Linked DNA regions of Mus musculus: regions 1 and 3 are each linked to region 2. The links are chromatin loops, found by intact Hi-C in ENCODE. Cell type or tissue: gastrocnemius. All regions are shown on one strand. Links, peaks and the distances in the headings refer to the core of each region. The heading gives the core; the rest is flanking DNA.

Region 1 (8,195 bases), core at 2,275-7,274, 120 kb after region 2:
CTAAGCCTAGGATTCAGAAGCCTCACAGCCTACCCAGGAACAGACAGATAGATGTGGAAGTAGAGTGAGTGTGTGGAATCTCAGACCTTCAATCTTGGGGGCATTGTAGCATCCTTTCTCCACTCCCTGGATGCAGTACCGCAGTCTGCATATTTACAATTCTCCAGGCAAGGAAACACGCTGAACCTGTAAGAAAGTCAGAAACACTGGCCCCACCCCACCAGGTTCCTGCTTAAAATTCGAAGTTTTGACTGTAACCAAATTTAGCTGTGCCTAGAAATCTAAAATCTAGACATTCTCGAGAGTCAATCTATCCACAATTAAAGGCCACAGGGTGACTTTGCAACTCTGCCTTGATTCTCAAGACTTCTGCCCACGCTTGGTCAGAAAACTAAGATGCTGTATTCCTGGTGACTCTGTCCTCTATTTCTAACCAGGAAAAAGGTCAAGGAACTAACAAAGTAACAAGTGGCCCATTCTTGAAATATGCTTCGTCCATTCATCATTAATTCCAACAGATGTTCTGTGGCTGTTTTTCTTTACCCTACTTCCAGAATTGGAGAAAAAAAGATGGCATGCCTTAATTTGTATGTATAAAATGGCACTACTGTGAAATTGTGCACTTTAAGCTTATACAGCTTAACAGGTTTTTTATTAGAAGTTACCTAAACAATTACTGAAGTTACATAGATTAAAAAAAAAGTTTCACTTCATTACAGATAAATTATCTAAAGCAAAACTGAGCAAAACTAAAACCCTTATGCCAGAAACTTTCATCACCATTAAATTTAGAAAACTTAACCTGGAGACCAAAAAGAACTCTCCACACTTACTGGATAGAGGAGCACTAGGTGACTTGTGCAAATGGTTCCCCAGTCTGGGTATCCTTGAAATTTCTCCAGATAGCTACTCATCAGTTCTCACTAGCCATAAAAGGGCTGCTTATGTTTTATAAATGTATCAGTTCTCTGGCTTGCTGGGCCTGAGGATAGCATTCACAGTGTTTCAAAAAAAAACTAAATTTAATTAACATTCAGAGGTCCACCATGATACTGTGGCACTAAATGGCAAGAAAATATCTGTGCTTTGTATCTGAACTGGAATTTATATTGCTACCACATAATGCATTACTTTCTCATATGTGCAAACTCATCTAAAATCAAATCTATATGCTTTTTAATAAAATTATGGACCCAAATTCATTTTTAGAAGCATTACTGTTCAGTGCAGCTAATAAAGCAAGCCTATGTAAGATATTTGTATTGAGTGAACAGAATTGAGTCTCTGATTTGCTTTAAATTGAAAGTAAACAGCTACTAGCAGAATGGAGTTTGAACATATTTGTGTTAACTATTTGTTCTGACCTTTAGATTGTAGTTCTAAGCAAAGCCTTAAATAGGACAACTGGGTTACACTCTTACCCTTGCGTATACAAAACATCCTTCTTGTGTCCTTCAAATTTGCACGCACTCCCATACTTTAATTTGCATTCTAATGAAGATTACAGGGAAGTACCTGCAATCCCTGCTGTTACCCTCTGCAACTTTCATTCTGCATTTTGGTTTCTATTCCTCCACTAGAAAAGATGCTAGACGCCAAAATGTACTGCAAAATGTCACATCTGCAGAGTTAGCATTTCTGAAACCCGGTTTTGCTATGGCCTCTGCTAAACTTTGAGAGGGCTTTGTTCCACCCAGCCCCTGCTCCAGTTCTCCCTCTTGGCTGTGGAGACACTTATCCTCCTCTTCAGTTAATGAGTTTCACCTAGTCTAGCCGTTTGTATTTTTATAAAGGATCTGTGAAGCACCAACTGCAAAAGAAGGAAAAGGCTTTTGCTTTGCATTAATCAGAAAGTGGAATTCTATAGTAAAAAACATTTCTTTTAATGTTTCAGGAATCGAACCTTTTCCTATGGGGCGTGCTCAGTAAGTCTCTGGGTGTAGAATGTTAAGCCCTCTGCAGCAATTACCTCAAGCTTGGTTTTTGTTTTTGTTTTGTTTTGTTTTTTTCCTACTTAAGAAATGCTGAATGGAAAAAGATATGGCTACAGTACATGTACTTTCAGAAAATAGCAAATGGAAAATGATTGTTTGCTTCTGGTGACATTATTTCCAATAGAGTTCATTTAATTTAAAGGATTCTTTGTCTGGAAATAAGCTACGGGTGTGTGTGTGTGTGCGTGTGTGTGCACGTGTGTGTAGAACTCTTATAGGTTTATTTTTCTTAAGGGTATCATTGCATGCCCATGGACTATAAAGCTATTGGTTTTGTAAGTGATGGCCTGTTAAAAAAAATTATTGCAAATGGTGTGAATTTTTAAAACATGTGCTAGAGGTAGTGTAGTCAAACAGATGAAAACAAAGCACTTTGAACTACAGCACATCAGTAATAGCTTTACCAGCAAAGATTAATACTGATTTCTGAAGTCAATCTACTACATAATGCAAAAACTCAACCTGGGAGAATTTTCTGTATGTTTATCACACCATTTTAAACTATTTTGTCTACTGAGATTTTTATTAAATGCTTTTAAAATTAAATCTCACTCTCCAAAAATGCACAACGGTGGTTTGATAAAAGACAAATCTCTTTGCCCCATGCCCCCTCCCTTTTCTTGCCTTGAAAGGAACTGGAGTTAATTTAGATGGAGAAAAAGAGAGAGAGAGAGAGAGAGAGAGAGAATTTACTTTATAAAATACATTTTGGAGAAAGTGCAAGTTTGACTTCTATGTACCTTTCTATGCAGTCCCTTTGAACTTTCCAGAAAAATGTTCAAACCATGAGAGGAAATAGTGTTTCGCACTCAGGTTTGTTCTAAAACATAGAAATGCAGAAGAGGTTTGGTATCTCTGGTGACCATCTGCTTTGATTCTTTGGAAGCATGCTTTGCGCATATTATTTCTTTAACTTCCATTAGTCCTATAAGTTCACACTATTCAGTCGGTTCTATTTCCTCCAATATGACTATTTTAATGATTAAAGAGCTGTGTTGCCACACTCGCCAAAAGGAAAAAAGGAAAAAAAATCCCTACAACCCTTAAAAAGAAATGACCTCTTGACTTTTAGCAAAAGTACTTAAGGCCTTTTAAAGTTATATTTAAATATTCATTTGAAATGCTGAAAATATTAATTGGCATAATAGAGTAAATATATTTATTTTACAATAAAACACCGATAAAATTGGTGCAACAACTACGTTCTAAATATGATGGAAACGTATAATTATCTTACTTTTTCTGTATATTATGATAACAATTCAATAAATCACCTTTATTCTTTTTAACTTGCTTTGAAGTAGATTGGTGGTAATAGTGTCAGTTTTACTTGTTTGTTCTAGTACTTTGCCAAGGAGTCCAAATTCAGGTAAAAATACTTTAAAGAAAATAAATACCATGTTTATAGGATAAAAGGGTATGTTTATCAGCTGATTTGGAAAGGCCAGATTCTATATAAAAAGTATTTTATAACCCTTTTTAAAAAATAATGAGCTGCATCTTGGGTTGGGGTCGGGATGGGGGTTGTACTCTTCTAGGATAATATACAATTACTTGGTTGCCTAATAATGAACAAAATATTTTAAAATCAGCATTTAAATGTAAAAACGGTAACAATCCGTATACTTAGTGTTTCGATTCTTTTTATTCCATTTCTCTATTTTACCCAAATGGCAGTTATTCCTCAGCAATCACGTTGCTGTGTATATGATCCACTTTGGGCTACAATTCAATTTACTTTCAATCAAGCATTAACGAAATTGCACTTAGGGGAGGGGCTTTGCAAATTAATCTCCCAAAATAAATTCCACTTCAAGGATTCATCGTGAAAAGCTGGTTGATTTATAGAGATACAAACACCAACAAAGTTTCCGACTTCTAAAACTCTTGAGAGCTTTGGTTAGGAACGTGGTGAATGCGTATTCCGTCAGTCAGTTCTTCCGCATAACTTAGGAACTTCTGAAAGAAGGGAAATCACCACCTCAGAGTGTGGTGTCACATTATTCGGTCCGGGGCTGTTGCCTTCTCCCACCCCCAGTAAAGAGGTTCAGAGCAGCCTGACCCTCTCCGTGACTCATTCGTTCTTATCTCCATGCACTAAAGGGTCAGCATCTGTACATTTCCCCCATCCGTTCTTGCAGTTTCTTGGCGGATCCTGCGAGTCGCAGGCAGACCCTCGGGGCTCATCACCACGTTCTGCCATAGAGCAGGTTGGCGCCGAGCACGCCTCCGCCGTAGTCCCCGGTGGCCGCGTCCAGGGCCGCTAAGCCGCCCCCGGGACCATGCAGAGCGGGCGGGCTGGGCGACAGCTCCTCGAGCTCTGGCGCGGGCGTCGGGGCTTGCGGCTGCTGGCCTCCCTGGCCAGGCGTCGGGGTGCCCGCGCCGTTCTGGCACGGCTTGCCGTCCTTCACCAGCACCGGTACCGCCACGCGGCGCGGCGACGGCGGCGGCGGAGGCGGCGGGGGGCCCAGGCCGCCCTCCTGTTGCAGCTGCTGCGCCGCCTTGTCCTTGGCCTGCCTCTTCATCTTGTAGCGATGGTTCTGGAACCAGATCTTGACCTGCGTGGGCGTCAGGTGGATCATGCTGGCCAGGTGCTCGCGCTCGGGCGCCGACAGGTACTTCTGCTGCTTGAAGCGCCGCTCCAGCTCGTAGACCTGCGCTTGCGAGAAGAGCACTCGGCGCTTCCTTCGCGGCGCGGCCGCGTGCAGCGGTGCCAGCGACTTGGCGGCGTCCGCGATGCCGGTCAGCGAACCCATGCCGGCCACGTTCACGCCCGCCGACGGCCCCATGAACCTGGAGACTGGGGAGGGGGCCCAAGAAGGACGGCCGGTGAGCCCCGGGCCTGCGAGAACCGTTCCCGCCGACGCCCCGCTCGTTTTAAGTGACGGCACGGGGCCCCCGACTGGGTCGCGGCGTCCCACGAGCGCCGCGGCCCGAGCCCCACTCCCTCCGCGCACCCGGGGGCCCGGTGACCCCCGTGCGCCCCAGGAGGTTCCCGAGAAACCCCGCGAGTCCCGGGCCGCCCCGCGCGTCCCCAGCCTGGCCCCAGAACCCCTCGCGAGCCCGAGGCCGCGTGCCAGGACCCCCCGCGCGTCGACCCTCGGGCGCCGCTGACCAGGACGCCAGCACCCTCGCGCCCCGGCTGTGGCGGGAAAAGCCCGCGCCGCCAGCCCGCCCTCAGTCCCGCGCGTCTGGCCCCGCTCACTTGACGAGTAGCGCGGGTCCGTGTTGGCGCCGTACCAGCCGGTGGCCGCGGCCGCCGCGCCGCCCCGCATGCCGTCCGTGTAGGCGGGCAGCTCACCCATGTTGCCCAGGCCGCCGTTGCAGTAGCTGCCCATGGCGCTGTGCGGGAACTGCGAGACGCCGGGAGGCATGTGGTAGGTGGCGGCCGCCGCGGCCGCCGCCGCTGCCGCCGCTGCTGCCGCCGCCGCGTTGTGTCCGGCCATGGCGTGGGGCGGCTGCATGCCCGCCGCCACGGCCGCCGCCTGCGAGGAGGGGCCGCTCGGTGGCGCGCGGTAGGCAGCGGCCCCCAGGGGCGCCCCCAGGCCGGGCGGCGCACCGTCCATGACGCCGCCGAACTTCTTGTAGGTCTCCTCGATGGGGCTCAGGATGTCGGAAACGGAGAAGGGCGTCGTGTGCTTGGGGCTCAACGACATGGCTCGGCGGACGGCCAGGTAGGGGGGCCCGGGGCGGGCGCGGGCGGGACGCGGCGGCCGCTCGTCGCCGCCGCCGCCACTTCGGCCCGGCGGCAGCGCCAGTGGAGAGCTGTCCGCGGCGCGGCGAGCCCCCGAGCTGCGGGATCTCGGGTTTATTTTAGTCCAGTGCCAGGTTTACGACAGACTCGGGGGGCGGAGCAACATCCCCAACGAGCAAACAATGGTCATTGACATCTTTTTCTCTCACCCCCCTTCCAGATAACGGAGGCAAAAAAAGGTAAAGGGCCAGTTGGGTGTTTCTGGAAAAGATTGCCCCCCTTTCTAGCTCCATCCTTCGCGCTTCTATCCGGGTTACCTTTAGCCCTAGAGAAATAAAAACTCAGAGGCCACTGAAAGAGCCACGCTTGTTTCATGCAGACTGTGAGTTTTCCTAAAGTGACTTTGTGGCAAAGTTCAGTAGAACGTCGAGGGGTGGGTGTGTGTGTGGGGGGGGGAGGACAAACAGCTGTTAAGTTTGGGAGGGGGATGCTTTTCAGGGCTCTCTTCCTTTCTAGCTATCAGCCCCTCACTGGCTCCATCATCTAAAGTGTTAAAAATAAAGGGGGCTCTTGGGTCCCACCATAAGAGCACATAAAGAGGAGAGGTACAATGACCGTCCTCTGCCATTGTAGGGCTCTCTAATTTATGCATCGTTAGATCCTTTAAAGCGTCATTTTGTAGGCAACCTAACGGACACTTCCAAATTAGCTCAAAGTATACAAATCCAAAGAAGAGGTACAGCACGCAGAGAGAGAGATGCTGACTTGTAAGTATGGTGCTCCTACTCTCAGGGTAGAAACTGAACAAGATGAAGTGTATTTGCTAAAAAAGTTTCATATTTAATTTGCACCTTCATTACCGCTATATTTTCTTTGTCCTCATCCCCAGAATCTGACTTAGGGTTTATTCTTCTGTCACTATCCTGATATGAGAGAATGAGGGAAAGAGAAAAAGAGGGAAGGGAGGGGGAGGGAGGGAAAGATGGAGGGAGGGAGGGAGAGAGAGAGAGAGAGAGAAAGAGAGAGAGAGAGAATTCAAGTATGTCTACTTGTTTGTAATGGATCTTTTTGGTGGTGTTGGGAAAATAACCTGTTTAAAAAGTATCAACGTTGATGTGGATGCAGAAAGCAGGTTAAAACGACAGCTCTCTTGAAAAAATTCAAACCCATAAGCTGATTTTTTAAAAAAAAAAATTCGTTTCTTGGTATACAAATGTTCCTGCATAACAAAGAACTTATACTTTATGAACTTACAGTAAGTGCAAGACAAAAGACAAAGAAGTGTGCAGGTACCAGTAAAATTGGAAAACATGGGGATGAGCAGGGAAACAAAGACACATTTTAAAAGTTTTCCTCAAAACTGGAGTAGAAGAAAGAAAAGTGTTTCTTATGCAAGATTTTATTGTATCTAAAAACAAAGGCGTGACCACCAAAGTTTAACCTGGACTCACATGCCGTGGAGATCTGAACTGCTCCACATTCTCTTTTTCTTGGTTTCAGCCCTGTGGTGTGAATGCCCTTGATGGTTTTGTCTTATTATTTTAGTCAACATCTGTGTTCATTTCAGTGTCCTTTTGCAAAGAATCTGCCTGTTGTAGGGAGAAAAAAAGACCATATGGTCACTCATGGAAAGAAAATGACAACCAGAATAGTGGTTAATATTTTAAAACACATACTGTGGGACAAAATGCCAGGTCCTAGCAGTTGTTTATAGACATCAGTTACTGTCTTAACAAGATTAGTGTTGCTACATTCTGACACAATGCTACTTTTACAGGTCTTTCCTGGACTTGGGACACTTGAGCTAGGTCACTTATGCTGGAACTGCCTACTTATATTTCTTGAACTAATGATACACAAAGAAACCTTTAGGGGGGGAGGGCACTCAAATGCTGGGATCCTTTTACAATGTGGGTTTTAAACTTTTTTTTTTTACCTTAAATTGTATTCCTTACTACTTACTAGCTTAAAAACAACAAAATGTAATCTTAAACTTTAAACAAAGATAAGGTAAGTAAATATAGTTGCCATAATATCTGTGAATATGAAAGCCTCTTGCAAACCATTATTTTTTTCAAGCTTAGACACATTTCAAACATGAAGCAGTTATCATAAACTTCATGCTGATGAGCTAGCCAAGCCAGAAAACTTGGTTAGAGGTCTTTTTCAGATTAATTTTTTATTTTCAAGTTATATATTTATCTTGTGACATTTTATTTGTAAAACTCCAGTGTGGCAATTTTATAAGTGCTTATACTATATTTTGTTCAGTTTATCAATGCACGCAGATCTGGAGGTTTCCCACTATAAAATGAAAACATAAAACAAAACAGAATTTCTAATGAAATTCACTTTCTGACTGTTTAGGAACATCATAGGCCAAGTAGAATTCTTTTCCTGGACATGAAATGTTCTGGAAGAAAAAAAAAATTCTTAAAATCCCCCACATTTTCTTTTATCAGTTATTTGTGTCTTACCCTAGAAATTTCATACCTTTAAAATATAGT
Region 2 (8,195 bases), core at 1,353-6,352:
AGGAGGTCTCAGGTTCAGTCCCAGACTACAGCAAGGGACAGAGTGGTTAAAGTGAGAAATAAAGCTGAGCGCTGTGGGTGGTTATAGCTTTGTTTTCCATTTCATTTCATTTATTTTTAGTGTTATAAAGAAAATTCCCGCGCCACAGTCCTCTACCCCTGCGTGGTGTATGACCGTGGGCCCGAGAGCACTCTTGAATAAAAATCCTCTTGCAGTTTGCAGCAAAAAAAAGAAAAAAAGAAAAAGAAAATTCCCCGTTTCTTTTCAGTGTTCTATGAGTAGTTTGTCTCTGGGCCTAGAAGCCCCAACACCTTCTGTGGCATGAACAGGATCTTCCTCTTGAGTTTCCAGAATTTCTGGGAGACTGTGTGTGCATGTGTCTCAGACTGTGGTGGCTAACTCTCACTCCCCTTGGCTGTGGTTGTCACAGGTCTGGATATTGGTGGCAGCATGTTCACAACAAAGACAGCCCACAAAATCGCCTCGGAAGCTAGTTTTTCATCTAGTGAAGGAAGTCCTTTGTCAAGGTAAAGTCGTGAAACCCTTTCTGAATAGCAGTAACAAGATGAGAAATGTCACTACGCAATGAGTTCAGCCCTGGCTGTGTGTTATTTTGTGTGTGACTTGATGGAGGGTTATGGTTTGGGTTTTTTGTTTATATAAAATAACAGCCGAAACTTTAGTCTACCTTTGAAAATATTTGCCCCAGAGCCAAGTATTGTTTTGCAGCTGTTGTTTCCTCGGTTTAAGACTCAATTGACACCTCAGTGAACCACAAATTAGCGTCTACAGCTGCTCGCAGTAGGACTGCTTAGAGACCACACAAAGGAGGCTGTCAGGAAAAGGGCAGGGAGAAGACATCAGGCCTTAAGAGAAATAAAGTGGCATGTTTCTTCTTTCTGAGACAATTGATAGACGACCGACTGGCAATTGCTCTGTATTATTTTTTATGTATGGATTTTTTTTTTAAGCAAGTCTTCCAGCCACATTACTCACTCCTTTCTTATGTGTCCTTGCTTACTCCCCTTAAAGGACAGAATGTATCTTTTCACACTTGCTAAAATGTAACACTTTTTGCAAGTTTTGTGAGCTATAATAAGTTCTGTGCTGAATTTGCCATCAGCATCGATAGTGATCATGCGGTGACTTCAAGTCACTTAGGAAACATTCATAATGTGAAGCTAAACAATTGCCTGATGCAGCGCCTACTCTTTTACTTTGGACTAAATACTATTTCAAACAGCCTGGCAGGTCTCCTTTGCAGTAGCATTGCTCGTTAAAAAAAGTGTCCTTTAGATGACTGCATACCTTTGAATTTACTACTTGACCCTGCTAAAATGTTAAAACATGACCTTTACATCGCTTCTGCCTTGTGTAATGTCCAAATAACAAAATGATCTAATCCAGAAATGTCATATTAAAAGGAAATGAAAATGGGGGAAAAAAATCTGTTCATTTGTATTTTACAGAAGCATGGCAGTATTTTAGGACCTGGGCTACTTGGATGGGTTAAGTTTCTCAAAACTTGATGAGTATCCAAAATGCGTTCTTGTTTATAAGAAATTACCTTTAATACCAGGTTTTTGTTTGTATTTTTGAGAAAGTAGGAACTTACTGGGTTTGGGAGAGTGTTGAATACTATATCGGTGGGTTATACAATAAATTCAAGTTGTGTGTCTTTTAAGAGGATTTTTAAAGGTCAGTAAATTCTACAGATAGTTTCCAGTTTTAATGTTACCATTTGGCTTAAAAAATGTATCCCTTTAGTTTTTAAGACTGTCAGAAGTATTTGTCCCCATTATGTTTTAAAAACATTAAAACAAGTCCCCATCCCACACACTGAGACAGGGTTTCTCTGTATAGCCCTGACTGTCCTGGAACTCAGTCTGTAGACCAGGCTGGCCTCAAATTCACAGAGATCCGTATTAAAGGCAAGCACCACTAGTGCCTAGCATTAAGACAAGTTCTTTATGTAGGTCCTTTGAGAAGTTCTTAAACACACTTAGAAAATAATAGGATCAGATAGGACACTTTCTCAGCCTGGTCATTTATACCTGGCCCCAGTTCGACAGAGGAAAAATAGAAATTGTTTTTCTACAAATTAAAGTATGGAGCCTCTTGTTATTATATTTCTGTATGAAATTAATTTTCAAATAAATCATAAGTAATCTCATCAGGCCCCTTTAAGAAAAAGAAACCCACTAAAAGGTCTTCCAGGAACCCTCAGTTCTGGACACTTGATAGTAATCTAGCATGAAAGGCTTTGAACGGTGAGTGTGGCTTGGTGTGCTGTTCTGCACAGTTTGGTTCTTGTGCTGGGTCTCTTATTGTTAATACCCCACCCTGGGCTTTGGAGAGCTCAGGTTTTGCTGTTTGTGCCTGGCTTTGCTGAAATTTCTTAGAGGCTTACATTTAAGGATCCCACTTACTGCAGTCACTCCTTGTGCTTTATTGCTTTTACAAGTGGTCTCGAAACCCAGTACTTGAGAATAAACATAACAGTGCTACGCTGCTGTAGCACTTTTAAAAATTCTTCTTTGCTCTGTTTTGTCAGTGAGCTGATGAGCAATCTCAAAAAAAAAAAAAAAAAAAAAAAAGACCCTGTTGGACCTTTAAAAAAAATGGCTTCCTCTGATGTCCTAGAGACAATAATTATGATGTGCTAGTTAAGCCCAAACTACAGCTGAGGGATTTTACTTTAAAGCAGGGGCTTGGGCGCAAAAATGCATTTATAGCTCTTTGTCTGCACCTCATTATGTGTGGGCCTGATTCATTAAGTAATTGGTTTGCAGTTGTTTACATGAGTATTAAGGCCTTCTTTTCAGCCGCCTTTGAGAGATACATTGTGTAAATGTTGCCTGTGATGAATGCAGAATGAGGGCCAGAGGGTCCCTCCTATTGGCTAAACAGTGCACTCTGTTGAAAAGCCAGAGAAAGGGATTGGGTGCTGCTTTGCATAGCAATGACTTTCTTAATAAGCGTTACAGATTAATACACACAAGCTATAAAAGATGCAAAGAGATACTCTTAGCACATTTATACATGCTCATTTCATTGTGACGGTGGCGGCGTCCCCGCGCTTTTAGATTCCGTTTTGCAGAGCAGAGGCTTCAGTGTGTGAGCCGTAATAGAATCCGATGTTTATTGTATTATAAATCACGGGCAAGTAGGCCGATCGGCAACAGTTTATTATTAAAGATTCTTTCAGTGTAAATCTTTTTCTACCATTGTATTTGCTTCAGTAAAATCATTTTGTGGTTGAGTGGGGATGAAAGGCATGATGTACGAAGGAGTGAGTCCTAATAGGAAGCTGTTCTCCGAGTAAAGACCACTTGTTCCCTTTTGTTCCGGGGTGCATGCCAGAGCTTCCTCTCCTCTGCAAACATTGTCTCTCTTTACCTTCCCCAGGAAGCGGCTTCACTCTCCAGGATCCATTTATTCAATGGAGAGTGTATCCTCACAGCTCCCTTGTAAGTTCAGCTTACGGGTTCCCTTGTAACTCCGGCCTTCTGGTTGAATCAAGATAAGATTTTTGCTGAAAGAAAAGAGTGTGTGCTTGCAGCATAATTGCCTAGGGGAAAGGTACTAAAAGTCACCGGACCACCCGCACCCCTTAACAGGGCCACCGTGGGTGGCATTTCTTGCCAGCCCTGCAGCCATGGGATCGGCCAGCGGAGGGCGCCAGCGTGCAGCTGATAATCAGTTGGTGGCCGCAGCTTTTCTTTCTTGTCTGGTCATTTATTTTCCCTGGAGCGGTATAAAGATACTTAGATACTAATTGTCCATTGAAGTAAAAACGAAAATTTTCTGGCAGTCCTTCATGTACCTTTATAAAGTGCACATCTCCATCTCCAGCTTAGGAAATCTGCATTGACCTTACAGTTAAGAAAAGTCACTTTATTTGACGGGAAGAAGTAAACTAGCTGGCCCAAGGACAGCAAAAATTACAGCACGTGCTGTAGGAGCTCCAACTGGCCATCAGGGGGCGCTCAGACTTTGTCAATTTAAACAGCCTCGGACTTTGGCGACCTTTAAAATTTAAGATTGGTATTTGTGGAGATTTGTTGGTATGGTTATTATTTATACTTTCGTTTCTTTCTGGATTACTTTTTCTCCTACATTTTTCCCAGAAAAAAATGTCTATTTTTGAAGGAAAGAAAATCCAGCCAAAGATGCTATTTGAAAAATTTTAATACTGATTACAAATCCACAGAAATTTTTGTGGTTCACAGCCAAGATAATACATCTTCTCATAGGTGGACTTGCCTCTCTTTTCATGTGTGTGTGTGTGTGTGTGTCGGTGTGTGTGTGTGTCGGTGTGTGTGTGTGTCTGTGTGTGTGTGTGTGTCTGTGTGTGTGTGTGTCTGTGTGTGTGTGTGTCTGTGTGTGTGTGTGTGTGTCTGTGTGTGTGTCTGTGTGTGTGTCTGTGTGTGTGTGCGTCTGTGTGTGTGTGTGTGTGTGTCTGTGTGTGAGTGTGTGTGTGTGTGTGTGTCTGTGTGTGTGTGTGTCTGTGTGTGTGTGTCTGTGTGTGTGTGTGTCTGTGTGTGTGTGTGTGTGTCTGTGTGTGTGTGTGTGTCTCTGTGTGTGTGTGTCTGTGTGTGTGTGTGTGTGTCTGTGTGTGTGTGTGTCTGTGTGTGTGTGTGTGTGTGTGTCTGTGTGTGTGTGAGTGTGTCTGTGTGTGTGTGTGTAGGCCAGAGGTTAATGCTGGATGTTCTTCTTGATAGCTCTATACCGTATTTTTCAATACAAGTTCTCTCAGTGTACTTGAAGCTCATCCATTTGCCTAGATGCAGCCACTGAGTTCCAAGAAGCTGCCTGATTCCATCCCACCCTGACCCCAGCACTAGAGTTACAGACACACATCCAGTTTTGACATGGGCACTGGGGATCCAAACTCGGGTCTTCATGTTTCACAGTAGGCATGTACTGACAGAGCCATATCAGTGGCCCTCCAGTCTTACAATTAGGCCCTAGAACAGGATGATGCGTCCCACTGAGGGCCATTTCTTAATTGTCCTCAACGTCACAAGTTGTATTCTTGGCAGGATCCTCAGAGTTAATTGCCAAATTCGAGTGGACCCCAAATCCAGTAATTCAGGTGTGTTTGTTAGTGGGATGTGGATTCCCCCCCCCCCCGGTATAAGGGAGGGAATGGCAGTCAGTATGTTGCTAACATTACCATAGTCCCCAAGTCTTCTAGTCTCTAAATTTGTCCACCTTTCAGGACCAGAAGTGAGTACCAAGCCCCATCCCAACTCTTCTGCTGTTGCTGTCTTGAGAAGGCTTATTGCATGCACCCCCTCCAGATAGAACAGCCACATTCTAGTGCTCTTGCTGGCCTGCTATGTAGACTTAAAGGGTGTCCTTCATGGTACCAGGTCAGATGCCATGCCCTAATGCAACATGCTATTCCATGCCTTTGGCCTTTCTGTTGTTTGGCTGGGATACACCTACTCAAATGCTTCCTGGGCAGAGGGTGGCTGTGCCATATACCATTCTAGTGGCCCCATGGTCCCATTTCTGTCACCACCTAGCTAGGTATAGGAGCTTGTTTCCCCTCCCCATGTGAGCTTCTCATTGGTCTGGCAGGTTTATCAGCAGAGCTGGGTAACTGCTGGACTTTCTGAGAGTGCTCAGCAGTTCACTCAAGCCTTCTTCGTGATGCAAAGCCACTTGCAAAGTGCCTCACCTCTGTCTGGTTCACCTTCCTGGCCTGTGGGACAATGTGTATTCTATCCAGTTATCTACAAGTGGTATGTGTAGGAGAGGCGTATGCATTTTCAAATGGAAATCTTAGCTCACTTCAAATTAGATTGCCTTCCCAAACTGTTCCAAAGCCATCTGCAGTCACAGTTTCAAGGAACAGGAAGGAGGTGGGCGTGCTTACAGGAAGCCTTCATGGGGTCTTTCCTGGCTCTGTCCTGTATGCTGAGGAGACTTGTCTTGGTCTTGACCTTCATGAGGATGTGGAGGCTCTTGGCATATGTCAGGGACCTGAAACAGCATTCCCAGCTGTGCCCTCCTTCGGGTGCCCTTGTCTTCAGTGAGTACTTTTGAAGGCAGAACTGGAGTGTGTTCTACTTTTTTTTTTTCTTACAAAGTGCCAAGTTTCCTGTGGTATTTTCATTTACACTTAGTTTGCTGGTTAGTTTTTGTCAACTTGATACAAACTAGAGTCACTTGGAAGAAGGAATCTCAATTGGAAAACACCCACATCAGATTGGCCTGTGAGGCATTTTCTTGATTGATGATTAATATGGGAGGGCCCAACCCAACACATTGTAGGCAATCCTGAGCCTGGTCCCAGGATGTAAAAGAAAGCAGGCTGAGTAAGCCTCGGAGAGCAAGGCCTGTAAGAAATGTAAGTAGTAAGAAGTGTTTCTCTCCATGGCCTCTGCTGCAGTTCCTGCCTCCAGGTTTCTGTCTTGAGTTTATTTTTAGGCCCCGAAATCTTATAGCTGTAGCTGTTAATCTATGTGTCTGTTCATTACCATGTTGTTCTTGTTGATCTGTAAGATACCTTGAAATTAGGTATGATAATGCCTCTAAACCAATGCCTCTAAACCTCCCCCCACCCCCAGGATTGTTTTGGCTATCAGAAGTCTCTTGTGCTTTCAAATAAGTTTTAAGATTGGTTTTTCTATTTCCATAGAAAACAGCACGAGAATTTTGATAAGGATTGCACTGAATCTGTGGATTTTGGCAAAATAGCAAGTTTCATAATATTGACCCCACTGATCCATGAGCATTGAAACTTTTTCCATCTTCTGATATCTTCTTCAATTTCTCTAAAGTATTTTAAAGTTTTCCTTAGAAAGGTCTTTAACTTCCTTGCCTAGGTTTATCCCAAGGTTATATATGGTTGGAGGGCAATTGTGAATGGGATTGCTTCCCCCATTTCTCAATATGCTTGTTAGTGATATATAGGAGGAGCTGCTGATTTTTATAAATTAACTTTGTATCCTGCCACTTTGCTGAAAGTGCTTATCAGTTCTAAGAGTTTTCTGGTGGAGTTAGTAGGGTCTCTTTTTTATAGAATCTGCAAGCACAGATAATTTGACTTTTTCTTTTCCTATTTGGTTCTCTGGTGTTTCTGCTCTAGCTTAGACCTTCAGTACATTTAGTAGACGTGGAGAAAGAAGACTGCCTTGTCTTTCTTTTGATCTCACTGGAACTGCTTTAACGTTTCCCTGTGTACTGAAACAGTGTTGGCTGTAGGTTGTGAGTGTTTTTGTTTTTGTTTTGATGTCTTACTGAATTTGGTTTGCAAGCGTTGTGTAGTGAACTTTTTCGCCTATGACCGGGGAGATTGGTTTGTCATTTGTCTTGTTTTTGTACCTTTATTGACACAGGAAAATCCTGGCATTACAGAAGGACTTTGGAAATGCTCCTTTCCTGTTTTATGGAATAGTTTAAGAAGCATTGGTATTAGTTCTCCTTTGAAAGTCGGGTAAAATTCACCAGTGAATCCATCCAGGCCTGGACTAGTAAATCAGACCTTTTTTTAATGCATTTATTGTATTTGTGTATGATGTTTGCTTGCATATATATGTGTGCCACATGAGTGCCTGTTGTCTTCAGAGGTCAGAAGAGGGTGCTGGGTCCCCTGGAAGTAGAATTATCCATGTTTGTGAGTGCCATGCAGGTGCTAAGAGCCATACCCTAGTCCTCTGTGAGAGCAACATGTGTTCTCATAACTGATGGACGTCTCTCCCATTCCTCCAGGATTTTTTTTGTTTTGTTTTGTTTTTTTAAATCAGTCTCACAGTTACTGAGCCACTGGCTTAGTCACTATTCTATTGCTATGATGAGACACAGTGACCAAGGCAACTCCTATGAAAGAAAGCATTTACTTGAGTGCTTAATCAATTATGATCATGGCAGAAAGCACGGTGTCAGGCAGGCTTTGTGCTGGAAAAGTAGCTGAGAGCCATACCCTGATCTGAAAGCAGAGCAAGAGAGACCGGACCTGGCATGGGCTTTTGATATCTTAAAGCCCACTCCCAGTGACACACTCCTTCCAACAAGGCCACACCTCCTAATCCTTCTAATCCTTTCAAACCATTCAACTTCCTGGTGACTAAGCATTCCAATATATGAGTCTGTGGGGGCAATTCTTATTTAAACCACCACTTTCCACTTCCTGACCCCATTATTATATAGGCTTGTAGCTATATAATAATGCAAAAATGTAT
Region 3 (8,195 bases), core at 1,660-6,659, 220 kb after region 2:
GAAACGGCTGTTCCAAGTCAGGGGAGGAAACAGGGGGGATACAGGTAGGAAAGACGAAGGCACCTGTTCCCAAGGCACGGAATCAAGCTACCCAGGTGGAATGTGATTCTAGATCCTGGGATGTTTGACAGGCTTCTGTGTGCACCCATCTGCTCCTGAAGTCCATGGATGCTTCCCAGCACTGGGGAAAACAAAGGTGTGGGAAGTTCCTACAGTAGGATGGAAGGCAATGGCTGGACATCGTTTCAAGCTGGACCTTACTTTGCCATTCTTCCACAATCTCACAGGCAAAGTCACCAGACTCACAGACCAATCACATAGACCGACTGGTGCCAAACTGCTCAGAAACGCTCTTCACAGTGTGGAGGGCAGAGATTCCGTTCTTAGCAAAGAGCCCAAAACAAGGTCTCTGCAGGTAACTGACCATGCAAAGCAGAAGCCTCAGTGCGTTGCAGAGCACGTCCTCCGGGGCAGCTGAAGCGGTCCACCTCCATCTTGGCAAGCCTCAAGGTTTCCGGCAAAAGCCCCCTCAATAGGCTTCCTCCGCGTGATATTTTGGAGCTGTGCGTTTGAGCCTAAGTGCTTGAATGAGCCCCCAAATCTGTAGGCTTTCCTGGTGCTGTGGGGGTTCTGGAGAGAAGAGCTAACTTGTTTGTTCTGGATGCCCAGAAGCAGCAGGAGAGCCCGGCAGCAGTATGAGCATGTGTGGGGTACGAAGGAGAGAGGACCGGTGACATGGAGGAGGCCAGAGGAAAATGGAGGAGGAGAGAGGACACGGAGGAGGCAAATAGACGGGGCGGAGGTGAGAGAAGATGGAGGAAGTGCCAAAGATTATGTAGAAAAAAAAGATACAGGGCCAGGGGCAGGTATGGAGGAAGAGAGGATATGAAGGCAATCAGAAGAGACAAACAACGGTGCTCCTCGGCTCTCAGACCATGTTTCCCTCACCAGGCCACCCCCTCTCCCTTTCCAACAAACAGTGCTCAGGTAAAGAAAAACAAAAACGTCTGAAGTACAAGTCGCCCACGGCCCAGTAAATAATCCACACCCACGAATGTGAAGTCCCCCTAATTAAACTTGGTGGTTATTTGATTCCTCTCCTTCTCCTTCTCCTTCTCCTTCTCCTTCTCCTTCTCCTTCTCCTTCTCCTTCTCCTTCTCCTTCTCCTTCTCCTTCTCCTTCTCCTTCTCCTTCTCCTTCTCCTTCTCCTTCTCCTTCTCCTTCTCCTTCTCCTTCTCCTTCTCCTTCTCCTTCTCCTCCTTCTCCTTCTCCTTCTCCTTCTCCTTCTCCTTCTCCTCCTCCTCCTCCTCCTCCTCCTCCTCCTCCTCCTCCTCCTCCTCCTCCTCCTCCTCCTTCCTATGCAAGCAAATGGGAGATGTGCTGAGGAGGTTTCTGAAGGCAGTTGGGGGGGGGGGGGGAGAGGGAATCCAGGTGTGTGCAAATATGACCAAAACATATCAGATAGGTTAGACAATTGTTAAAGAATAAGTACAAAACTATTTTAAAACAACAACAACAACAACAACAACAAAAACACAAGAAAGTCTAAGGTGGATAAAGCAGATACATGGGCAGGGCTGATCTGCAGGACCTCCTGTGTACAGTTGATGAGAGAGGGGCAGGGCTGATCTGCAGGACCTCCTGTGTACAGTTGATGAGAGAGGGGCAGGGCTGATCTGCAGGACCTCCTGTGTACAGTTGATGAGGGAGCACGGGCAGCATGAAGACCAGGGGCTTTGGAGAAGAGAACGATTGCTCACTCTGCGGAGGCTGCAAGTCTGAGCACAAAGTCCCAGGAGGGTCAGTATCTCCCGAGGCCCTTCCTAAGCTTGCAGATAGTGTCGCCCCCTCCCCCCCGGGCCATGGGACCAGTCTTAACCAACTTACCTCATTAAAGTTTCTCTTTCCAGGGGCTGGAGATAGGGCATTAAGAAGCACTTGTTTCTCTTGCAGAGTACCCAGATTTGGTTCCCAGCATCCACATGGTGGATCACAAGCATCCTCAACTCCAGGTCCAGGGATATTTGAAGAACTCTTCTGATCTCTGTGGGCACCAGGCATGCACATGGTGTACAAACATACATACAGGTAAAATACTAAGAACTTGGAGGACTCTGGGACCTGTGTGTGGCTGCTAACAGGAACCTGGTAGGTGATTCCAAGCTAATTCTGCAGAGCAGGAGGGAACCTTTCTCCCCAGTCCCTCCCTGTCTTCACCAGAAATGGCATGGAATGCCTTCGAGGTGGGCCCTCTGCTCTTGGGGCTTTTTTCTGGGTTCGTGTGTGTTGGGAGTGTAACCTGTGAAACCCAGTCTCACATGTAAAGTGAATTGATTGCTCACACCAGACGAGGTGATGTAGGAGAGGAACCTGGGAGGTGCCTTCAAAAGTGGTAGATGGTGGTGACATCAGAGACCTGCCACTGTTTCTTAGCACTTTATGAAGAAAGGCTCTAAATTACCCCAGATAAAGAAAAACAGAAAGAAAGAGATCCCTCCTATGTCTTCCAATTGACTAACAAGTGTCAGGTTATTTTTTATTAGAATAAATTACATTTTCCTGGCACAGGAAACATTTTGAAGAGGTGGAAATATATGCTTCAATTGTGGTGGTGACAGTAACAGAGACAGTTGACATCCACAAGGCAGACGAAAGAAAAAGGTTGAATGCCATCAACCTTTTCATCACACTCCAAGGGACAAGCACCAAGCCAAAGAATTGTAATTCTTTCTTTGGCATTGTGGTCCTACTGTAAATGGACTTTACCCAGACATCCCTCAAATCCACAGATGACCAGATTGTGCTCCCAGGCCTGAGTCAGTCGCCCGACCTGAAATTGTTTTCTTATCCAATCGCTCCACCTTGCGGACACTATGGGCACCGCAGCTTCGATCCTGGCATCCATCCGTCGGTTTTGAAATGCTGGTTTAAGAAAGTAAAAAGATCAGTGTCTGGAGCGCCAAGGTGGACTGATTTCATGCTTGTTTGTTTTGTTTGGGTGTTTGAGGGGAGTTCAGGGGGGTTTAATGATTGAGGAGATGCTGAGGAAGATAATCTTCTGGGCTCCCAGTCTACTGCGATGCCCTCCAACTTCTTGGAAAGGCTGTGGGCAGAGATGGAAGGCATCCCGACTCGTGTATCTCTTTCATTTTGGATGCCCCACCCCACACCGCTGCCTCTGTGTAGTTTAGGAATTGGCACCGAGTTGGCATACTTTTATAGGATGGGGTGTTTCAGCCTCCCATTAACCGCCCCCAAGCGTCCACGCGGCGTGTCCCCCTGGTGGTAAAATCCCGCTACTGTATAGCATGCAGTGTCAAGGCAAAGGCTCTGACCAAGAAGCCTTTCTGGATTGTAAGCTGCACCACAACCTAACTGGATTTGAGGGTTGAATAGGATCACTTGGAGGCCATATTACATGCTGGCCAAAAGATGGTTTCTTCGTTCTAGTACCTCCCGCGAAAAGCGGGGAAGGTTGGACCGAAGTCAGAATTTCTCTAAACTCTCCATTACACTCATACTGAGCCACCTTCCCCTGCCGTCATCTAAAATGGTCCGAGACAGTTCGGGATCATGGGAATGGCGCCTGAGTGCTATAAATGGGAATTCCTAAGGGTCAGCACACTCCTGGCTCACGGAACCACTTTGCTGAGTCTGTGGGGGTAGGGACTTGCAAAGAGCAGCGCGGAAATGGAGGGACGGGAGGATTACAACCTAGGAAAAGCAGGATGCTCAATGGTGATGTCCCCTGAGGATGCCGGGTCACCCGGACACACTGTAAATAGAACAGCTGTTCCCATGGTCAGACACTAACTCTAGTTTTGAGCCTGATTGCCCGTGGTAGCAGGCAGACTGTGGGAGTAGCACTGCAATCCGGGTGTGTTTGTTTCAGGGACAGAGAGACTCGGTGGGTCGCTTAAAGAGAAAAGCGCTTGGGCGCCTCCTAGCGGCCACACACGAAAAATCCTAGTTTTCCTCACCCCACGTGGTTCTCGGAGCATTGGAAACGTTCGCTTGCAAGCCCTCCTTTCCGCACTTGCTCTGATGGCGGCGCTGAGACCTATTCACCTCTTTTAATAACGATGCCCTGGGAGGGAAAATATAGAGGCTTTTAAAATCCAGACTCCGTGTGTGTGTGTGTGTGTGTGTGTGTGTGTGTGTGTGTGTGTGTGTGTGTGTGTGTGTTGGGGTGTTGGTAAAAGCAATAAAACTCAGATCGCTTCCTTAGCGAGATAGCAGCAGCTATAATGCTCCAAGGGGATCAGGGTTTATTTGCAGATCCTGGATAAAAGATGATATATCGACGAGATTTAGAGTGTCACTGTGCCTGGCCTCTCGGGAAGTCACAAGTACATATTTCCTGAAATACCACCCAACACAATATCTAATCCAATGCCACTTAAGACAGGGAAGGGAATGCCAGCATCCCACAAGTTTGCACCCAGCTTCTAAGTTCGAAGTGGAGAGAAACCATCCCTCCCTGGAGAGGTCTAGGGCACCTTAACGTTTCTTGCCTGGCCCTTGTCTTCAGTCCAAGTGATCACTAAACGATGAGCCCTAATAAATACGTTTGAGAAATGTCCTTACTCTTGGCAAATATTGGATTAGCTTTTCAATGACCAGGCTCTTGAAAAGGCTGGAGAAATCCATGCCAGGTCTCAACTAAGCCCAACAGTCAATAGGTAAGGAAAATAAGTTATTTCCCTTGTGGGAACGGGGAGTACTGAGAAGGGAGTGTTCACTCTATGGAGTTATCTACATGATGGCATTTCAAAGCACTAAAGGGGACAGAATTTGAGGTAACCTGACATTTTCATCAATGTAGTGGTGCTTCTACTTTCTCTAGAGATACACATCCAATTTCTATTTTATTTTCACAACGCAGTTTATACACTTTTTTTGGTTAGAAAATATGTTGCTTATATGGGTGGTGTTTGTAGAGGTTGTACTCAGATCCAACTCAGACTGCTTAGGGAAGGCCGCACAGGGTGTGTTCTTTCTAAGTATTGCTCTCTGCAGGAGACACTGAGAACTAAGGAAGGAACCTCTTCAGGTGAAGGGTGAAGGCTGTGGGATAAGGTTCTGAACTGTTCTCGCCCCCCCCCACTAATGTCAGATGGCTACACCTCTGTAGTTCAAGTAAGGATGGACAACCCCCCCCCCCCCAGCTAGCTTTGGTAATCAAATGATTCTGCCTGGTGAAAGATGCCTTGGCTGCAGCTTAGCTGGGCTGAGCAGCCCCCTGGTTTCTTATCCTCTTGGGCCTTTCCAGAAGTATGTGGAGGTCCCTGTGACCATCAGTCTATTGGTGCATGAACATATATGGTTTGCATATACCCAGAGAAGTCCAGAAGCCCTAGAAAAGCCAGAGTACCAGCTAGTTCCTGAGCACCCCAGGCCTGGCTTCAGCATGGGGCACCCAACCAGAGCCTAGCTGTCATTTCAGATAGAGTGAGCACCAGGGTCCCAAACCAAACGGTGGTGTGTGTGTGTGTGTGTGTGTGTGTGTAGGGAGGGAGGGAGGGAGAGAGGGAGGGAGGGAGGGAGGGAGGGAGAGAGAGAGAGAGAGAGAGAGAGAGAGAGAGAGAGAGAGAGAGAGAGAGAGAGAGACTGACTCTGTGTCACGGGGCCTAGGCGGGGCAAGCGCCCTCTGAAGCCATCAAAGACAGGGTGGCTTTTTTCCCCCTCCTCCATCCTCCTCCCCAATAGATATAGCACGAATTTTTAATGCGTCTTCCTTTCACAGACAACAATACAGGGTTTGAAAGCCGGACACAATTTGGGTTTTGTGCGGGTCCCTCCTCGCGCTCCCTCGGCCCAGCTGGCCATATGGAATCCAGCATGGAGTCCGCGGATCACAAAGGGACCCAGTGACAGGCTCAACAAAACCCCAAGGAGACTTCTGCCTGACTCCGGGATTCACTGCCCGTGATAAGCGCGCTGAATGGTGCGGGTGGGGGGCTGGGGGGAGCTTCTCTCTCTTCCCCTCTCTGTCCCCTGCGATCCTTTCTCTGTCCCTTTTTAATATGCACGCCTCTAACATCTCCAGCTCCCAGCTTTCCCATTGTGCGGTTTTGTGCGGCCCTCTGTAGATTGGGCGAAGATAGACTGCCGAAGCGGACCCTGAGCGGGGTGCGCTCCCAGGGCGCTAGGGTTAGGGCCACACAGGGCTCCACGGGCGCTTTTATTGACTCCTTGGGGACCCGAGGACAGAGAAGGGCAGGCGCACGGCCCACCTCCGGGGACTCCTGAGAGGACATACTGAGAGTGCAGGCCTGTGGGCCTCAACTTGCCAGGTCCTGGAAACCTGCAAGTGTTTGGGCCTTAACACTCCCGTGAGGGTCTGAGAGCTCTTGTGAGTGTTTGTGGCAGAAAGCCTGGACCCTGAACACCCAACACTCACCCTTCCTGCGCTGCCCAACGGACCTCTGGACAACCACAGAGGCCCGGGGCTTAGGAGAAGTTGCACTTAGGATAGTGAGCAATTGGTTCCAGGGCAGGTTGGACATCTGCCTTTTGTATTGCACAGCAAACATAGGCAGTGAATTCTCCAGCTTTTACAAACAGCAAAACAAAACCCCACAGTTTCCAAGCTTGTGCGTAGAACAAAGGGAGACTTTTCAGTATTTAGGGAAAACTGTCCCCTTCCCAGGGCTGATGGGAAAGGACCTGTAGGGGGTGTATTAGAAAGACTCCCATTGCCCTCAGTGATGGGGTGTGTGTGCACAAGGCAGAATATAGTGTAATCACGGCCTTGCGTGTGTTGTCCCAATTTAGTCACAAGGATAATCATGTTTGCTTTAGATATTGAATTAAATCTGATCACCAACTGGATGGGAGAAAGAGAGAGGGGATCATCTAGAGTGACTCCCTTTGCCCAGCCGGCTGCCTCCTTACCTTCTAGCCTCACCTCAACGCTGGAGCTCTGGAGGACCACAGACACTAGATCCAAATAGACTGACTTTCAACCTCCTGGCATCTTAGAGTTTGCTGGGCTCTGACTCATGAAGTCACGGTGAGACAGAACAGAAAGGCGTGTGCCCGCTGAGATGCAGGACCATGTGTGCTCCAGGCTCAAGCGACAAAAGCTCAGTTCGCAGTGGAGGAAGGAAAGATTGCCACCTCAGTGGACGGTGTGCACATGCCTGTCCTCCTACCCGAGCCCTGGTGGCAGGAGTTCCACTCAACCCCAAGCTTGTACTTTCTAACCGTCCACCCAGAGCCATGACCAAGAAACCAAGAACTATCCAGCTCCATCGGATCGGGTTCCAGGCCAGAGGGATGGACAAGATGGGGCATCAGTAATGAGAAGACTGCATTGCCTAGGATCCCCAGTCGCTCTACTTCCCTGGCTCCTGGGACTAAAGAGGAATGACCAGTTTGGAGGAAGGCGCCAGATCTGGTTTGGTCACCCAGGGCTCAGCCAGTTTCTAGAGACAGGCAAAGCCTCAGAAACCTTAATGTTAGCTCTCCCGCCCTTCATCCCAGCGCTCAGGACTCGAAGAGGTCAACTAGGCCTCAACTTGGTACGCAGATATTGAGAAAGTGGTGCAAAGAGAAAGCCATCAGACTCAATCTCAGACCCCCCCCCCCCGTCCCCTTAGCCAGAGGTAAATTAAACTTAACAAAGTGATAGCCATCAAGTGTAGTGGTTTCAACAGCTTTTCAGGCTGAAGGAGCCACTCAGAGATTTGGGCGAGTGAGGGGGGCTTGCTTTCCTTGTTTGGCGCTACCCAAAGTCACTTTCCCTCCCCCTGTTGGGGATTCAGAGAGTGCACAGAAGCCGGAGAGCGCCAGGCCAACAAGGACTTTGGACCACTGGCTAGCAGGCTGAAGGCCAAGCTGCTCTGGTCCTGCGCGGAATCGTTTGGGTCAGCCCGCCTGAGGCCTATCCCGTGCACTCCTCCACTGTCTGGATAACCCCGCGGCCACTGCGCTGCGAGAGGAAACGCCAGAACTAGCCCAGAATACAGCCCTAGGCTCCAGATTTGAGGTTGACGCCCCTTCCAACTCGGCCCGGGAGGGAAAGTAACAAACTCAAGAACTGGGCTTGGTTTTGTGTTTGTTTGTTTTTTTAAACACAGGATTTTTATTAAAATTCTTATTTAAAAAAATCGAAAGCTTTCAGCGCCCGGCGCTCTTGGGGAAACCACGTGAAACTGCTGAGTTCCAAGCTCCGATGCTCAGGAGACGAA

The links. Peaks named below come from ENCODE experiments on the same cell type or tissue, not always from the same donor. Only the 100,000 strongest peaks of a DNase experiment are listed, where the experiment ranks them.
Region 1: a loop joins it to region 2, with 2.2 times the contacts of the local background. A loop is called at or near these places in 4 of 42 quality-filtered maps.
Region 3: a loop joins it to region 2, with 12 times the contacts of the local background. A loop is called at or near these places in 41 of 42 quality-filtered maps.

The regions. Positions count from the first base shown.
Region 1 is chr2:147,079,696-147,087,890 of GRCm38, forward strand. It overlaps Nkx2-4 (NK2 homeobox 4), which reads right to left and starts at 5,650. Exons shown (of 2, transcript NM_023504.1): 1 at 5,200-5,650; 2 at 4,181-4,794. The coding sequence starts at 5,650. The coding sequence ends at 4,181. It overlaps Gm34889 (a long non-coding RNA gene), which reads left to right and starts at 5,844. Exons shown (of 4, transcript XR_001783500.2): 1 at 5,844-5,927. In gastrocnemius, for the core only: no CTCF peak of the experiment used is centred there; DNase peaks (open chromatin) are centred at 4,486, 5,204 and 5,624; H3K4me3 peaks cover 1,833 bases.
Region 2 is chr2:146,955,770-146,963,964 of GRCm38, forward strand. It overlaps Kiz (kizuna centrosomal protein), which reads left to right. Exons shown (of 14, transcript NM_001033298.4): 12 at 431-527. Among named protein-coding and RNA genes, the nearest start is that of Xrn2, 53 kb to the right of the region's middle. In gastrocnemius, for the core only: CTCF peaks have their summits at 3,717 (motif pointing right) and 3,945 (motif pointing right); DNase peaks (open chromatin) are centred at 2,946, 3,398, 3,667 and 3,964; H3K4me3 peaks cover 768 bases; H3K27ac peaks cover 528 bases.
Region 3 is chr2:147,175,023-147,183,217 of GRCm38, forward strand. It overlaps Nkx2-2 (NK2 homeobox 2), which reads right to left. Exons shown (of 2, transcript NM_010919.2): 2 at 8,130-8,195. Among named protein-coding and RNA genes, the nearest start is that of Nkx2-2os, 5.0 kb to the right of the region's middle. In gastrocnemius, for the core only: CTCF peaks have their summits at 2,864 (motif pointing left), 3,287 and 3,940 (motif pointing left); DNase peaks (open chromatin) are centred at 2,860, 3,268, 3,941, 5,810 and 1 more place; H3K4me3 peaks cover 1,128 bases.